2 separate regions of the Homo sapiens genome follow, and region 2 is linked to region 1. The links are chromatin loops, found by intact Hi-C in ENCODE. Cell type or tissue: testis. All regions are shown on one strand. Links, peaks and the distances in the headings refer to the core of each region. The heading gives the core; the rest is flanking DNA.

Region 1 (9,470 bases), core at 977-8,976:
TGGTGTGCTGGTTGCAGGGGAAAACCAGTAGAGTAAGACCACCAAAGACTCTATTCTTTAGGAATGAATAATTGGGTTTTCCCCATCAGGTAAGATAATCCTGTCATGAATAATACCATTATACATCACTTAATGATGGAGTACATTCTGAGAATGACTCATTAGGTGGTTTCATCATTGTGTGAACATCATAGAGTGTAATTCCACAAACCTAGATGGTATAACATACTACACACCTAGGCTATATGGTACAGCCTATTGCTCCCAGGATACAAACCTGTACAGCACGTCACTGTACTGATTACTGTAGGCAATTGTAATACAATGTAAGTATTTGTGTATCTATATAGAGAAAAAGTACAGTAAAAATGTGGTATTATAATCTTATGGGACCACCACTGTATATGTGGACCATCATTAGCCAAAATGTCCTTATGCAGTACATGACTGTATATAGATGTATTCAGCCCTCAGGATCCATGGGCTCTGCAACTGTAGATTCAACCAGCAGCAGATTAGAAATATTTGGAAAAAAAAGAAAAATAGCAAGACAACAGTAAAAAATAATACAAATGGAAAAACCAGTAGAGTATAACAACTGTTTACATAGCATTTACATTGTATTAGGTATTATAAGTAATCTAGAGATGATTTAAAGCATATGGGGGATGTGCATAGGTTATCTGGAAATCCTACACCATTTTATGTAGGGACTTGAGCATCCTTGGATTTTGGTATTTGTAGGGAGTCCTGGACTCATTCCCCCATGGATACCGAGGGATGACTGTGTGCATATATATATAGTCAACCTCCACATCCATGGGTTCCATATCTGTGGATTCATCCAACCTTGGATCAAAAACATTCTGGGAAAAAATTCAGGCCTCTGGGCCTAAGGACAGAGAAACTGAGCCAGGCTTTCTCCTCCAGGGGTAGCTCTCCTGCTTCATTCACAGGGATGTGAAATGAAGGTGGAACATCAGCTCCCTAGAAAGGAGTTTGTGTTAAGGCTCTTTGTGGGTCTGAAAACTACCCTGACAAGTCCAGGATAGGTGGTCAACTTGATTGATTGGTGGACATATAGGCACATAAATGGATGGGCAATTGGCCAGATGAACAGAAGATGGATAGGTGGAGATGTGGATGGTTGGCTGAATGACTGAAGGGCTAGGTGACCCCTGAAAGTGGGGGTGATGCTCTCAGAGTGTGTGTGAAGTAGAAAGAGGCTCTTGAGGAATTGCCCCACTGAAGGAGGGGACCTCTGGCTTGGAAGGTCATCAGAGGTCTGTTTTGATTTTGGAATCGAGAAAGACAGTCTTTTCTTAAACTTGAGACCTGACAAAGAATGTCCAATATTTCTATTAGTCACAGACTCTGGGGACCAAGCCTGTAGCCTGTGTGTAGTGTGTATTGCCATGAGTGAGGTGTGAATTGTGTGTAGTTTAAGTGTGATGGGCCTATGGGTGTTTGTGGTGTATTTGGTGGAGGGTAGTATGTGGAAGGTGGGTGTCTATAGGCTGCCCTCTGGACTGATTTTTCTCCAGCCTTCAGCATAGCTTCTATCTGGGGTGTCTGGAGATGTCTTTCATCTCTCTTTTAATCAGAGCTCCTGTTTCTTGGACCCAATGTCTTTCTCTTTCTTAGCTTACTTTTGTTTTGGGAGGGTATACACTTCAGTAGCTCCATGTGCTATTGGATGGTGGAATACAATTTTTGGTACTTTGCACATCTGAAAAAAGTATTCTATTTTTGTACTTGATTGAGAGTTGGCTGGGTATAGTAGTCTAGATGGAATTAATGTTTCTTTAGAATTTCTAAGGTATTGTTTTGTTGTCTTCAGGCTTCCAATGCTGTGTTGAGATATCTGAATCCTTACATAGCCATCTCCTGTTTAATATCAATAATCTGTTCATGAAAATCAGATGTTCTGTGTGAATATGCTACCTGGGAACCTATTTCTCATCACTTTGAGTGGTAAAAAATATTATGTGATACATGTCTACCCTAAACCTTCAACCAATTGCCTAAAACATAATAAAGTAACATGTTATCATAAATAACAAGCTATTATGTTTGGATAGAAAATGCTTAAAACATCACACCTGATCATCAATTAACATGGTTGTTAACAAACAGTTGCGTTGTATGTAACAACATAGCCTGTCTTCTAGCCAGCAACATTCAATACGCACATTCTTTCTCAGGACGCCTATTTCAAATTATCTCTCTGTGTATTTAGAATGTAACCCAAGACTATACAATGCTTTTGTTGAAATGTCTGGAGTTTTTGGAATGAAATATGAAGTTTTCTCACATAAACACCAGCTGAGAATGATGCACATTTAAAAATATTGGGAACATGCTACTTTAATCACCTTAAAATTGCTTTTGTCAGAAACAAAAAGGAGTTTCTTGTCTCTTTTCAGCTTAGAAAGATGTTGAAAAGTTCTTTTGGGGGGTGGGGTAGAGAGAGATTGAGAGAGAGAGAGACTCTAATCTTGAAACTGTTGTGTACAAATTGATTTAAAGGTGTTCAGAGGATTGATTCCCAGAAATTGCTTTCTATTTGGAAATTCTCTTCTGAATATAAATTTTTAAAGCATTTTATTGAGACGTAAAACTTTATTTGTAAAGGTGCGAAATTTTTCTTTTGAAATGCCTACTTAAAAGATGAATATATGGATGTGACCTGGCGAGACAGTTTGGATGCTTGGGACAAATCTGATGAGCAAATATATCTGTAGATTTTAGTGTTTCTTAGATCACCATGATTTCAAGATACAATGAATAGAATGGCCAAGAACTCAAGCCACGTTTGCTTTAAGGCTTTAAACTTTTCTCTAAAACTAAACTAAAAACAAGCCTAATGGCTACTGATTTTTGGCCTGTGGCCATTTAAATGTTTCCGACTTTGATCTGTGATTGCTTTACTTCATCAGGGCTGCTGAAGTCTGTCTCTGTTCCCTTTTTATTTAGAAAGTATATCAAACCTGATACCAAAAAAGTTAGTGATTTGATTTGAGCACCACCCATTTTATGTTTACACGTTAAAAAATTAAACATTTTTTACAGACAGGCAGAACAGAGAAGATTGTAGTGAATCCGCATATGCCAATTACTCAAGTTCTGCTATTTTGGGATTTTGATAACACTTTCTTTGTTTTTTGTTTTTTGAGACGGAGTCTTTCTCTGTTGCCTACAGTGCAGTGGCACGATCTCAGCTCATTGCAACCTCTGCCTCCTGGATTCAAGCGATTCTCCTGCCTCAGCCTCCCGAGCAGCTGGGATTACAGGCATGCGCCACCATGCCCAGCTAACTTTTATTTTTTATTTTTAGTAGAGATGGGGTTTCACCATGTTGACTAGGCGGGTATCAAATTTCTGACCTCCAGTAATCCACTCACCTTGGCTTCCCAAAGTGCAGGGATTACAGGTGTGAGCCACTGTGCCCGGCCTCAATTCTTATATCTAGAAACCATGGATGGTCTTAGAAATACTGAAATCTGGAAATACAATTTTGCTCATTAGATTTGTTCCAAGCATCCAACCTATCTGGCCAGGTCATATCCATATGTTCACCTTTTAAATAGAAGTTAAAAAAAGTTTTGTGTCTTCACAAATCAAGTTTCATATTTCAATAATATATTTAAAAATCTTGTACTTACAAGGAAATTTCCAAGTACAGCGTAATTTGTGAGAACCCTTCCTTTGAAAACACCTTAAAATCTATTTGTAAATGGCAGCCTCGAGGTTACGGGGTTCCTAATTTCCTCTCCCTCCCACCTTCTTCCTTCTCGCCTTCCCATTTTTTTTGTTCCTTTCCTTTCTTTCCCTCTTCAGTTCTTCTTTAGCCTTTATTTCCCCCCTTTCTTCTTCCTTCATCCATATCCCCACCACCCAGAAGGTGCTGCCTTTTGAGGATAAAAACAAAAATTACTTTACACATGTTAAAACAGCATTGCAAATTACAGCAGTTCTGAGCTCCATTGTCCTCCTCCTCCTCATAGAAGACCTTGGCACACATTATTACAAAGGGAGGAAAAGAAAATTCCAAGTTATTGTCCTTCCTACTTGAGGTGTGATGTGGAAAGAGCAGATGTATGGTCAATTATAACAATTTTCTTTAATAATTTTATTTTTATATTTTAAATTTTTCTTTATTTTTCCTTAAAATTAAAAAAAATAAAGACAAGTTTTCACCATGTTGGTCAGGCTGGTCTCAAACTCCTGATCTTGACTGAGCTGCCGGCCTCTGTGTCTTAAAGTGCTGAGATTACAGGTGTGAGCCACCATGCCTGGTGATATTTTAATTTTTATTGAGTGCCCTTAAGGCTCCTCCTTGGCAATTGTATTTAGGCAGAGTTTATTAATCTGTGAGTACTCCCCTTCAGTGTTTGACATTTTCTAAAGAAAAAAGTCTCCACTAGAGGGAAGTGTTTGTTTAGATCATTCCTGGACAGTGATTCCACTGCGTGAGAATTTAAGTCCTTTCAAGAATTTCTTAACACGTGGTGTGTGTGAGACGTTGCAAAAATAATATGTCCCACTAGAGGGAGCCATTTACCCAGATTATCTCTGGAATATTGAGTCTATGACCTGAGAATTTGGTCCCGTCTACACGTAGACATGCTAAAAGCAATGTCCTAGGTCCTCAGCCCCCACCTCCCATTCCACAGTTCCCATGGATGCCTTATACAGGAATTATTTTCACATCATAATAACTTTGAAATGGAAGATGGGATAAATTTGCAAGCTACTAATGCAGTGTGCTAGTGCTTAATATGAGACTGCATATTGTTGGCAGATACAGCATTTGTTTACCTTAACCTGGCTCATAAATTGTGTGTCTATGGGGTTTGGTGAAAGGAAAGAAAAACATTCACTCAAGACTGACTCAGTTTGGGAAGTAAGCAGATGGGTACATCCTCCTCCTGCCTATTTTCTTTTCTTCTTCTTCTTTTTTTTTACTTTGTCACCCAGGTTGGAGTGCAGTGGTGCCATCTTGGCTCACTGCAGCCTCCACCTTCTGGGCTCAAGCAATCCTCCCACCTCAGCCTCCTCAGTAGCTGGGACCACAGTAGCTGAGCCACCATGCCCTGCTAATTTTATTATATTTTATTTTTTTGAGATGGAGTTTTGTTCTTGTAGCCCAGGCTCAAGTGCAATGATATGGTCTTGGCTCACTGCAAACTCTGCCTCCCAGGTTCAAGTGATTCTCCTGCCTCAGCTTCTGAAGTAGCTGGGATTACAGGCGTGCACAACCACACCTGGCTGATTTTTTTTTTTTTGAGACGGAATCTCACTCTTGTCAACCAGGCTGGAGTATAGTGGCACGCTCTCGGCTCACTGCAACCTCCACCTCCCGGGTTTAAGTGATTCTCCTGCCACAGCCTCCTGAGTAGCTGGGATTACAGACACCTGCCACCTCATCCAGCTAATTTTTGTACTTTTAGTAGAGATGGGGTTTCACCATGTTGGCCAGGCTGGTCTTGAACTCCTGACCTCATGCCTGCCTTGGCCTCCCAAAGTGCTGGGATTACAGGCATGAGCCACTGCGCCTGGCCAGCTAATTTTTTTTTGTATTTTTAGTAGAGACGGGGTTTCACCATGTTGCCCAGGCTGTCTCAAACTCCTGCACTCAAGCAATCCACCCACCTCGGCTTCCCAATGCTGAGACTACAGACGTGAGCCACTGCACCTGGCCCTCCTGCCCATTTTCTGAACTTTTTGAGAAATACATATTCAGAGTGGGCAGCTCTAGGCACCTCTCTTATATACCATCTGATAATTTTATTATCAGGGGACAGAGTCCTTGGAGAAGGGTGGCCCAGAAATGCTCCCGACGAGAGTGTGGGACTTCAGGCCACAAGTGACTTTTGAGCTTTTCTGGAGACTTTACAATCTTATTTCACATAGAATATGCATTCAAGTCAGGGTCCTTGGGACTAGAATTTCAAAATCCACCAGGTCAGTATCCCCATCTGAGTCTCACCTTGGAAGCCAGTTGCCCAGTGGGGAGAGCATTGAATGCTCCAGAAGAAAAAGAAATAGTTCTGCCTCAGTTGGCCTCCTGTTTAGAGCTTATTTCCTTGATAACTTCCTGTAGTCTGTGACCATACATGAGAAGAAACCAGGTTCAACTTCCTGATTTTATCAAATCAATTTCAACTTACATGGGAAAACACTCTCTTATCTCAACTTCTTAATCCTAGATCCTTAATCAAGGGTCACCATGTGTTTGCCACATATATTTACTTTTTGTTAGTGTATTGGCTAATTTTCATTGATTCATAAATCACCCTAATACTTAATGGCTTATACAACATCATTTATTTAGTTTATGATTTTGTGGGTTGGCAATTTAGCATAGGCTTGTTTGGGTAGTTCTTCTGTTGGTCTTTGATAGGCTCACCCATGCCTCCTCAGTGGCCAGCTGGGGAGTTCTGCCATGGGGTTTGTGTGTATGTGAGACTATTGTCAGGTGGGATGATGGGGGCAAGTGGATTACGTGTCTTTTGTCATCTAGTAAGCTAGCCCAGGCTTGTTCACATGGTGGTCAGAGGATACGTTTTTTGAGTTTCTGCTCGCATTATGTTTGCTGGTGTCACATTGCCCAAAGCAAGCCACATGGCCAATTCCAGAGTCAGTGTAGAAGGTCACTACCAAAGAGGGTGGCTGTAGGGAGGCAAAGAATGTGTGACCATTTCCTGCAGTCTCTGACAGTTGGTCACATTTGACATGTGGACTATGTGAGGGCTGTTGAAATACAGGAGTAGAGTGAATCCAAGAGGGATTCTAAGGGAAGAGACAACAGGAGTGGGTGACAGATAGTAGGGAAGAGTCAGGGATGACTTCAAAGTGTTTAGTCTCAAAGAGTGAAAGGTTAATGGTGCCATGGATGTCAATGGGGATGATTTGGAGTGAGTGTTGGGAATAAACTCCTCTCAGAGAAGGTGATATCTCTGCATCTCTGTTACCTCAAAAGAGGCAACATGGTGAGGGGCTAGGGATGAAAGGTAATGGGGCAATAGTGACACAGGATTTTTCTTGGTCACTTTGCAACAAGCTGGGGACCTCCAGCTGGTGATACCCCTGCCTGGGCCTTCCTTGGCCACACTACCTGCCGCAGAAGAGAGCCCGCCCACTCAACCCGCCAGGGCCATGCTTGGCTTGTGCACTGGCTCAGCCTGTGGCTGGGCCAGGTGTGCCCCTGCCCGCCTGTGTTATAACTCATACCCTTGTTTAGCAGTTCCTAAATTCTTGTCCCATGCCCAAGAAGAATGAGGATATGCCCACCATTGAAGGTGATGACGGTGGAGAATTTTATTGAGCAACAAAACAGCTCTTGGTGGAGATGCTATGGGAAGATGGTCTCTCATCTGAAGTTGGGTTGTCTCTCTCCCCATGTGCCTAAGTCCGGGGCTTTTATGGGCTCAGAATAGGGGAGTGCATGCTGATTGGTTTGTGAGTACGAAAAAAAGTAAAAAAAAAGAGGCATCACTCAAAGGTGGGCACGATAGTGTTATAAAAACCAATTAGGGAAGGGTAGGCATATATAAAATAGGTGAATGGTGGAGATCAATCAGAGGAAAGTGCACCAAACAGGAAGGCAGGTTCTCAATCTGGTCTGTGGATTTCACTTGTAGCTTGGATTTTGGGCTTTAAACTGTCTTTGGCTTGAAGGTGGGGTTTCATTGGGGATCCGCCCCTATCTACCTTGGCATTTGTCTGCCTCATGCCTCTATTAATAGGGGCAATTCTATTTCAAATAAAGGTGAAGTATAGAAGGAACATTGGATGTGGTTTGCAGAGAAGTAGAACACTGAAATGAGATACAAGATTTGGAGGAAAAAATGGGGATGAGGCAAGAGAAAGTTTGAAGACAACACTGTCTCTTAGGTTTATTTTCCTACAGAAAACCCACAGGGCCCTGGGAGCTGAGGAGTGGTAAGGACTTGGTTATTAGTGGGATAGGTAGTAGGAAGAGAGGTCCTGCTGACCTGCTGGCAAATAAACTTGGAACTTCTCCTTACTGAGTTGGAGTCTGGAAGCCCCTCATTCTTCTGGGGCTAGATGTAGATATAAACTTGGTGGGGGAGCTAGAGGAGATGTTAGCATCAGGCAGAAAAGTGAGAAGTCATCTCTCACCACATGGAACACGTTTTTCTATCTTTCCAAACATCTCATTCATTTCTCTGTTAATGAATTTGTCCCGGATTTGGAATTCTTGTCATCCATTGACTTTACCTGGTTTATTGGCAACAGTAGAGAGAAGAAACTCTTGGTAAACTTCCATCTCTTGTTATTCTTGAAAGTAATCTCTCTTGAGAAATCAACTTTGAGTATTAATTATATGTAGAGTCACTCATTTTTGTTTTCTAAAAATTGAACACAATTTTTTATACTGTTAATTGAAATGGGTATAATGAGTGTTTACATTGAACAACTCCCTAGTGGAGGGCCATGAGCTCTTGGCCTCAGTTTCCTCATTTGTAAAATAAAGAGGCTAAGCCCACAGGATAGGCAGCCTTTAAGATGGCCCCCAATAGTCTTTACCTCTTGGTTTATTCACTTGTGTAATCCCCACCCTTTGAGTATAGGGTTGATATAGTGAATTACTTCTAACAAATAAAATATGGCAAAAGTGATGGGATGATGTTTCTTAGATTAGGTTACAAAAAGACTGGCTTTTATCTTGGGTACTTTCTTATTCACTCAGCTTGATGGAATCCAGTGGTCATGTTTTAAATTATCTTTTGGAGAGGGCTACATGACAAGAAATTGAGGGAATACAACAGCTGATGAGGATTTAAAATTAGCTAGCAACCATAGATGTGAGCTTGGAAGGAGGTCCTCCCTCAGTCATGCCTTCAGATGAGACCATAGCCCTGGTTGGCAGGTTAATGGCAACTACATGAGAGATCTTGAGCCAGAGTAGTTCAGCTAATCAACACTTAGATTCCTGAATCAATGAAACTGTGAGATAATAGATGTTTGCTGTTTAAGCCACTAGATTTTGGAAGTAACTTGTTAAGCAGCAATAGATAGCAAATACAGCTTTTGAAGAGGGGTACTGCCATAACAACTACCTAAAATGTAGGAATGGCTTTGGGGCTAGGGAGTGGGTAGAAGCTGGAAAACTTTTAAGGATTTTAGAAGACTAGTGGTGAAAGCTTAACTTTGAAAATACTTTCTGTAGAATTTTGGACTTTGAGGATGCTATGGATGAAGGCTTTCAGGAAACTGAAGAAAATCTTACTGGAAACTGGTGAAGGACCTTTGTTATGTAGCGACAAAAGTTTAGCAACACTGTCTCCTGCAGTTAAGTGGAAAGTGGAAAATGTGAACTGTGTAATCTAGCTAAGGAAATTTCTAAGCAAAGTGTTGAAGGTGCCACTTGATTTCTTCCTGACAGTTATAGTGAGAGGAGAGAGGAAAGTTGAAGTAAACACTGTTAAACAGGATGGATC
Region 2 (9,470 bases), core at 672-8,671, 430 kb after region 1:
TGTGACATAATGCCTGTACTGAAACTGGCTTGTATTGATACCTCCCAAATTGAAATTGTGATGTTTTCTCTCTCCGTGCTATTTATTGTGAGTCCTTGTTTCCTCATTCTGTGCTCCCACATGCACATCCCTGTGACCATCTTGAGAATCCCTTCAGCAGCTGGAAGACACAAAGCTTTCTCCACTTGTTCTTCTCATATCTTGGTTGTTTCTCTGTTCTATGGCACTGCCTTGTTCACTTATCTGCAACCTAAGACTGCACACACTCCAGAAACAGACAAAGCAACTGCACTCATGTACACAATGGTCACACCTGCTTTGAATCCTGTTATCTATACCTTGAGGAACAAGGAAGTAAAGGAAGCCTTTCAAAGGATAACCCAAAGGAACTCTCTTAGACAAACGGCCTAAACCAGTCATAGTAGCTGAAACCTATGCTACTGTACAGAGAGGTTACCCGATTTTATGATTCTTCTACCAACATATTCTTTTATTAAAGCATTTATAGCCTAGCTACCAAAAAACATTTGGATTTGTCACACATTTTTCAATGTCTGTAAGTAAAAGGAAACTACACAGTAGATTCATTCAATTGTTAATCATTCATTCATTCAACAGTATTTACAGGGCATCTCATGTGTCAAGCTACCATTTTCTCCTTCTCCAGTGGTAATAGCATTAAGTCCAGTATGTTTCATGCCATTTTCCTGAGGAAAATGAAATATCCTTTATGAGTATAAAACAAAAAATGAAATAAACAGGAAGTAATACTATTTTAGTATCAAATATAGTCTATTAGAATTTAAGTTCTTAATTGGAGTATGCTCCTTTAATTAGTGTGCTCTCTGTACATCTTAAGGTCATACATATTAAATAACCAACTGTTAATAAATACTAATGAGTGGTGTACACCATGAAAGAACTTTAAATATTTAGTTTGTAAATCCAGTGAGAGACCTGAATTCTTTATCTGAAACATGAGTTTTCCTTTGCTCTTATCCACCTGTTTTTTGTTGGTTTGTTTATTTGTTTTTCATGTGAGTAAAGACTTAGGGAAATGTCTGCCTTTGAGACATACAATCTTATTACACCTATTGTAAACCCTGTTTAAATGTATTGATTTAAATATAATTTTCTTTTGTCACGGTGTATATATTCTAGCTAATATATATTGTTTTTGTCTCTTTGAATAATAAAAAGCAAGTCTTCTATAAGACACTAAAACAAAGAACTTTAAAAAACTGTTGGTTTCTTATGGCAACTTTAGAGAAGTTGACAAAAATGTAAATGTTCAGAGACATTTTGTCAACCTGAAAGTTTTTTGATTTTATCTTAGTGTTGATACTCTAGAGTCAAACTCTAATACAAGTGCAATTAATTTATTTGAAAGAAGCTTGGAAGTGGGAAAACGATACACATGAGTTAAGAAAAACAGTGTGTCCATTATTATGTCAGGTTCCATAAATAACCACTAAAATTTAATCTTGTGAAGGAAATAGGAGAAGAGGTTTTGGGTATAGACTACAAGGGGAGCAACGGCAATATAGCTGGCCCCTTTCTGAAGAGGTTCTCAACACTGAAGTAAGGTAGACTTAACAGTGCTGCAAGAAAATGATGCATATTATCATTGGGAAACCTAATAGCTTTTGTGGAATAACATGCAATCATATTGACAGAACTGCATTGTTAACTACATATTATCACTGTCTGGGACTCACTCAGTAAAGAAATGTGCCCTTTTCTCTCCCTCATTCATGACATATCAATTCACAGGAGAATATAAGGTCTAAAAACATTTGGCATTGCCTGAGTTTTGAATTAAATGAGATTGAAAATTTTTAAATTCTCTCAATTTTAATAACTAATAGATATCTGAAGGTTATAAAATTGACAGAGACAAAGCATTAAAAGGGGGAATTAAAAGAGCAATATTACACCTACAATCATCTGATCTTTCACAAAATGAACAAAAAGAAGCAATGGGGAAAAGATTCCCTGTTCAATAAATGGTGCAGGGATAACTGGCTAGCCCTATGCAGAAGATTGAAACTGGACCCCTTCCTTAAGCCATATATAAAAATTAACTCAAGATGGATTAAAGACTTAAATGTAAAACCCAAAACTATAAAAACCTTGGAAGACAACCTAGGCAATACCATTCAGGACTTAAGCACGGGCAAACATTTCATGACAAAGATGACAAAAGCAATTGCAACAAAAGAAAAAATTGACAAATGGGATCTAAATAAACTAAAGAGCTTCTGCACAGTAAAAGAAACTCAACAGAGTAAACAGACAACCTACAGAATTGGAGAAAACTTTTCAAAATATGCATCTGAAAAAGGTCTAATATCCAGAATCTGTGAGAACTTAAACAAATTTATAAGAAAAAAAAACGAACAACCCTATTAAAAAGTGGGCAAAGGACATGAACAGACACTTCTCAAAAGAAGACATACATGTAGCCCATAATCATAGAAGAAAAGCTAAACACCACTGATCACTAGAGAAATGCAAATCAAAACCACAATGAAATACCATCTCATACCACTCAGAATGGCGATTATTAAAGAGTTAAAAAAATAACAGTTGCTGGGGAGGTTGTGGAGAAAAAGGAATGCTTTTACACTCTCAGTGTTGGTGAGAGTGTAAATTAGTTCAACCATTGTGGAAGACATTGTGGTGATTCCTCAAAGACCTAAAGACAGAAATACCACTCAATCCTGCAATTCCATTACTGGGCATATACCCAAAGGAATATAAATCATTCTATTATAAAGACACATGCATGTGTGTGTTCATTGCAGCACTATTCACAATAGCAAAGACATGGAATCGACCTAAATACCCATCAGTGATAGACTGGATGAAGAAAATACAGTACATATATGCCTTGGAATACTATGCAACCATAAAAAAGAACAACATCATGTCCTTTGCAGTGACATGGATGGAGCTGGATGCCATTATCCTTAGCAAACTAATGCAGAAACAGAAAACCAAAAACCACATCTTCTCACTTGTAAGTGGGATCTAAATAATGAGAACAAATGGACACATAGAGGGGAAAAATATACACTAGGATCTATCTGAGGGTAGAGGGTAGGAGGAGGGAGAGGATCAGACAAAATAACTAATGGATACTAGGCTTAATACCTGAGCAATAAGAAATCTGTACAACAAACCCCCCATGACACACGTTTACCTATGTAACAAACCTGCACATGTACCCCTGAACTTAAAATAAATGTATTTTAAAAAACACAGACATGGAATATTAATTCAGTCACATGGTATTATTGTACCTAACCCCACCCCAATCCTAAAATCAACTAATCGATATGCATTTTGAGTTTCAGAAATTTGATAGAAAATTAGAAATATATAAAATACTAAATCAGTACATTTGCTTGACACCCATCTAACCTGATTTATAATAAAGACATTTATTCACCCAGTCATAGTGGCTCATGCTTATAATTCCAGCACTTTGGGAGCCTGAGGTTGGAGGATTGCTTGACTTGAGCCCAGGAGGTTCCAGGTTGCAGTGCGCTATGGTCACGCTACTGCACTTTAGCCTGGGTAACAGAGTGAGACTCTGTCTCAAAAAGAAGAAGGAAAAGGAGAAGGAGAAGGAAGAAATGTATTCTATTTATGTTTACTCTGCTTTTGTTTCTACATTCTTATTACTCCTAATGTGAGAGGCACTTTTTGAATCTTCGACTCCTTAGCAGTCATTCTCCCTTCACCTTGTTTCTCACTAAAGAAACACACCTTGCCAATTCTCCAACTACATGTTAGCAGCAGAGAACATGGGGGTAGGCATGTGACCAAGGTCTCACGGAAGAGATTGGCTCAAAGTCTGATACATGACTCAGGTCCACTTAAACGAAGTTGAATTTTCACTTAAGAAAATAGAAGTGCTATCTTTTCCATTAGATTTGAACCTGAGAGGATATAACTGTGGATCTTCTGAGGCTGTAGCACAACCAAAGAGAGTAACTCTGCAGTAGTATCAATAGGAAGAAAATACTACCTAGAACTGTGTAAGTTTTGAGTCATGATGTCATAGAAGCCTGTGAACCCAGCTTTAGTTATGCACTGGAATTTTCTGTGACATGAGATAATAACTTCCTCCTACTGTTTTATCATTTGCTTACATCACTCTGAGTTAAGGATTTTTTAATCAGTAACTAAAAAATGGCTATATAATAATTCAAAAGCCATTTTAACTAAAGTTCTAGAGAATTGGTTTTTTTACTCCATCTATTATTCTAGAAAAGATTAATTATTACTATAGATTATTCTTCTAGTTTGATAAATCTTCATATGATTATATTGTTCTGTAATTTCCCCTACAAATTTCATGAATAAAATAAATTTTATTAATTTTATTATTTAATCAAACATATCTAATATATCAATAGATACACCCTTTAAGAATAATTCAAAAATAATGCAAATTAGTTCAACAAATAGTATTCATATATTACAAGATAAACAAGTCATTCATTTGTTTGGCAGAATTCCTACTGATTTTAACTTTATTTTATGAGGTTTTTCTATTTTCCACAGAAGGAAAGGGCTGGAAAAATCATATAATGCAAAAGTTCTCTTTGTGATATGATTCCCTGAACTGAAGAAAAATTTTCCAAATACACAAACCAAAACATATGATTAGCGTCCATACCATTTTTAGGGTGGTAATACATGCAGTGTGATTATGTTTTAATTTTTGAAAATTTAAAATACTGCTTTAAAAAGATTCAAAAAATAATGTCTTCTCAGTTTCTGCATACAGTTTTCATCGCCTAAAAGTAGGTGTCAAATATCTGTTATTATTTATTGATTGATCTGGCAATATTGATTAATCTAGTAACAATAATGATTACCCAAAATAGAATTTTGTACACTCACACATTTTTCACCAAATTATACGTTTTCAATTTTTAAAATACAATCAATTTAAGTTACTAATTGCCAAATAAATGCCTTATAAGAAGGAAATTGCTATATAATGATACACCCTACTATTCAAAGAAATTCAGAGGCAGCTTATATCCCCATAAGTGTAGGATAGTGACATGCCCATGAAAAGCTACCTAACAGTGCCATCTGGTGGAGAGAACGTATAGTGATTGTATGTGAATATATGTCATGTCTGAACTTATTTTTTTGGTATCAACTTTTATTTTAAGTCCCAGGGTACATGTGCAGGATATGCAGGTTTGTTAGTTTTTAATAAGTAACTAAAAATGGCTATATAATAATTCAAAAGACGTTTTAACTAAAGTTCTAGAGACAGTTTTTTTCTCCATCTTTCTATTATTCTAGAAAAGATTAATTTTACTATAGATTATACTTCTAGTTTGACATATCTTCATATGACTACATTGTTCTGTGATTTCCCCTACAAATTTCATGAATGAAAATAAATTTTATTAATTTTATTATTTAATCAAACGTCATATATTAATACATACATCTTTTAAGAATAATTCAAAAATAATACAAATTAATTCAACAAATAGTATTCATATATTACAAGATAAACAAGTCACCCATTTGTTTGGCAGAATTTTTAGTTACTGATTAAAAACAGGTAAACGTGTGCCATGGTGGTTTGCTTCACAGATCAACCCATCACCTAGGTATTAAGCCTAGCATCCATTAGCTATTCTTCCTGATGCTATCCCTCCTCATGCCCTCCCAACAGACCCCAGTGTGTGGTGTTCCCCACCATGTATCCATATGATCTCATGTCTGAACATTTTTAAACTTTAAAAAAAACCTGACACTTTGTGACATTTTAGCTTTCAGTATAATGTGACAAATGCAATTTTATTAACAGTATTACATTTGTTTAAGCAATTTAAAATTTATACAAAGAAATAGAATTATTCCTTCCTTTGCTCAGTTGTGTGTGTATACCAGATGAAGAACATGTCAAATATGACTCATTTTCTGTCGTCTAACTCTATTTTTGTCCATAGAATTTATAACTCTTTGGCATCTCTCTCCCCAATAACACAAACTGCTTGAGAGGAGAATCAGCTTTTCTCATGTCCATCAGTGATTTCCACAGTGTTCAGTCCAAAAGGCCTATTGGTTATATCCCCATCCTTAAAGAAGGACCTAAACCATACTAAATAAGTACTTGTAAAATAAATGAATGAATGAATATTGTGTTAAATTCTAGGTATTGCTTCATTTGAAAGGCCCAGATAATATGGTAGAGTACATTCATAAGGGTGGCCAGTATTGTCATATTCAGCCATGACAGATAAGATGTAACTGAAGTCATTATGAAAGTTGAATGTTATACAAGAAGACTGAAGTCATTGCCATTACACGGTTAACAGATGTATCAAGAGGTTTGATTTATTCTCAAGGATACATAGAGTATAACAAAAAACAATGGGAGGAAGCAACATGAAAGTACCTCGCTGCTCAATGTGAGGAAAATTTTCTAAGAAGCAGAGTTTTTTGAAAATGAAATAAACTGCCTTCAAAAATATAAGACTCTGCACTGATGAAGCTATTTAAGTGAATTCTAATTGGTTACTGATTTAGAATGCATACAGATAGTATTCATTTTGAATTATTTGTTAGATTATTTAAGACGCATCTATGACATAACACAGAATCTTTTGCATTTGAAGGTATTAAACACTTAAGGTACTTAAGAGAGCACCTAAAATTTAAATCGCAGGGTTTTTTATTTTCACCTGGTTGTCATTTCCTATCTTTAGGTAGAATATGGTTTCCAGTCTTTTGGGGGATTATTTATATGCATGAATTCTATAATTCAGACAATTATAATTAAACACTTCTTTAAGAATAATTAATTTCTGTCCCATAATCATCTGATACTTATTATCAAGACTAAAATTATTTTATTTAACTAAAAACGACACCAAGAGTATCTACCCACTTTAAGAGATAGCTTTAAAATTTAAAACATGATTTCTCACTTAATAAAACTACCCCCACCTCTGTGAGATACGAGATTCTGGGAAATGTAAAAGAAATAATTTGAATCATGACTTAATTATTGGGTGTCTAAAATTAGCCTCAATTAGGAAGTATAAAATATTTTATTTTTTATCAACAGTTAGCAACTGCCTTGTTTTCCTTCTAATTATTCTGAATAGATAAGTAGAAAGACAATATTGCACTGTTTTTGGTAGGTTGCAGGTTCAGCATTCTCATCATTTTAATCTTTTTTTCATATTTACCAATTTTATTCATTATAGTCAGGGAATTCCTTCCCATAATTATTTTCCTGGAGTTATCCCTAGCATGACAAGAGGAAAACTTTTTTAGAAGATGCTGAGTATAATAGATGCCTTTGGGAAAACTTGGACAGGGTTATTTTTTGGCAGCTATTCCTCAAATCCTGTGTATACTCAATTACTATGATAAGTTGCTTGTGATGTAATTTGATATTTATCTCATATAAAGTTCAATGGGCATTAACGGTAACATTATTTCATTATTCTGTTGTGTGGCTGCTCTGGTTAAATAATAATGCATTATACCACATAGTGTCGAATATAATTCAAACCAGAACTATTCAATCTGATCAACTAAACAACAGCCATGAGGCAATAAATGCATACAGTATCTATACATCTGATGTGAGCTGAAGGAAATAAAAATAAGAGTATTTTACACAGGCAAAGTGAAGATTGTAACATGTTTATTTGCCTAATATCTTCTTTGAATTCTTCAAAAAAATCTTGGTAGTATCCTAACAGAAATTGTTTAAATTGCATTCTGCAATTCAAACTGAGTTAAAAAAATATTTAAAATGCCAAGGAATTGGGTAAATTATCATTTACATTTTACAATTAATTTTTCTAGAAGTAAGAGAACCTATAACACAAATTTGTCCACAGAGAAGGGGAACAGTTTTAGGAAGATATTTTTCCCCATTTATTCTATGTTATGTCTATTAAACCTAACAAATAATTAAAGAACAGCACTTTCACTGAAGGAATAATAAATGTAAATCAATTTAAAACTAACTTCTAGCTATTCAAGAATGTAAAATGTGGTAAACTAGAAGCTATACATTACACCTTCAAAAAGATTTAGAAAAAAGGAGAGAGAGAGACTTGTGGTTAAGGGCAGATGTAATTCTCCATAGAAGGAATAAGAAAATTGTGTTTGCAGATATATTAGTTACTTTTAACATACGGACTCTTTGGGAATTAACCTAATAATGTTGACATCCACCCAACAGAATCTTATGGTGTGTGTGTGCGTGTGTGTGTGTGTGTGTGTCAAGTATGAAAATATAAAGGAAATGCTAGTATCTTACCCTATATTTTTTAACATTTAATGTATCACTTAAAGCTGTCTCAAGCTTGAGCTGCACTGTAATCATTTATCTAAGGAATTTCTTAAGGTTATTTTTAATTTTGTTCCTTACTATATTCACTTTTTAATAGGGCCCAATGAGACTGATTAAAATTATGAGTTATTTTATGCGGGCTTTATTTTAGGTAATTCACAGCAGGATACAAAAGTTTCATTCCACCAGTGGGAATCATCTGATTACTCTGGAGCAACCTATAGCTAATTACGGCAAAGCCAGATTAATTTGTATACTTGAGAAATTAGCTTCCCTATACCCAATTATACTTGAGACCAGCGGGTCTCATCTTCACATTAACCTTCTCAAAGGCACAAATCTCTCTTAGGTCTCCCCCTAACTGACACACTAAACTGTGAAAATAAAGTATCCGTTTACACACCCAGAGGGACTCACACTATGTGGAAACCATCAAAATAGAGCTGGTTCCAAACATGCTACTCTAAGAATGACTTCATCTTTAATTTAACATATTTGTATAAATATTCTCCCAGGACAAAGATGATTAATGACAACAATAAAGGAGTTCTATGTAAGTTTCTGGTTAGTCTCCAGGGTTTGTTACAATCAAGATGTAAATTTCTGTTAACAGGAGATTCCAGAAGGCACCCTAGACAATTTACATGAAAAATATATATTAGAAAGATTTTCTTCTCTTCCATAATTAAGATGAGACTTTAAAAAAATGTTAATCAGAAAGTTTCCTCATCAATTTCATAAATTCTCAGGATTGGAGGGCAAAAAACTAGTTATTAAGAAATATTTTTTTCTCTTATCTAATCTAAACATGGGCAAAGTGTTATTGAAAAAAAAGCATGGAATTTGGAATACAGAGAGTTGGATTATACTGGCGAATTTATACAAATAAGAAATAGGGACATAGACTAATCGTTTTACATTTTGTGGAGATCCTGTTTTAAAAGTCTTAAACATTCCAGCCTTATATTGCAGAATCTTTTAAAAACTAAGTTAAAGAATTCTAACCAATGCAACTCTATCTCCTATTCCATTCCCCAGGTTGCACCACAATCAACTCAAATGACCATGTACCTATCTTATTTATTCACTCATTTTTTGAAGCAAGCAAGTC

The links. Peaks named below come from ENCODE experiments on the same cell type or tissue, not always from the same donor. Only the 100,000 strongest peaks of a DNase experiment are listed, where the experiment ranks them.
Region 2: it touches region 1 in a loop (4-fold over the local background); 96 of 110 quality-filtered maps call a loop at or near these places.

Annotation. Positions count from the first base shown.
Region 1 is chr12:55,614,874-55,624,343 of GRCh38, reverse strand. No RefSeq gene overlaps it. Among named protein-coding and RNA genes, the nearest start is that of OR10P1, 17 kb to the left of the region's middle. In testis, for the core only: CTCF peaks have their summits at 4,309 and 4,508 (motif pointing right); a DNase peak (open chromatin) is centred at 4,543.
Region 2 is chr12:55,184,799-55,194,268 of GRCh38, reverse strand. It overlaps the pseudogene OR10U1P. Among named protein-coding and RNA genes, the nearest start is that of OR10A7, 31 kb to the left of the region's middle. In testis, for the core only: a CTCF peak has its summit at 5,123 (motif pointing left); a DNase peak (open chromatin) is centred at 5,108.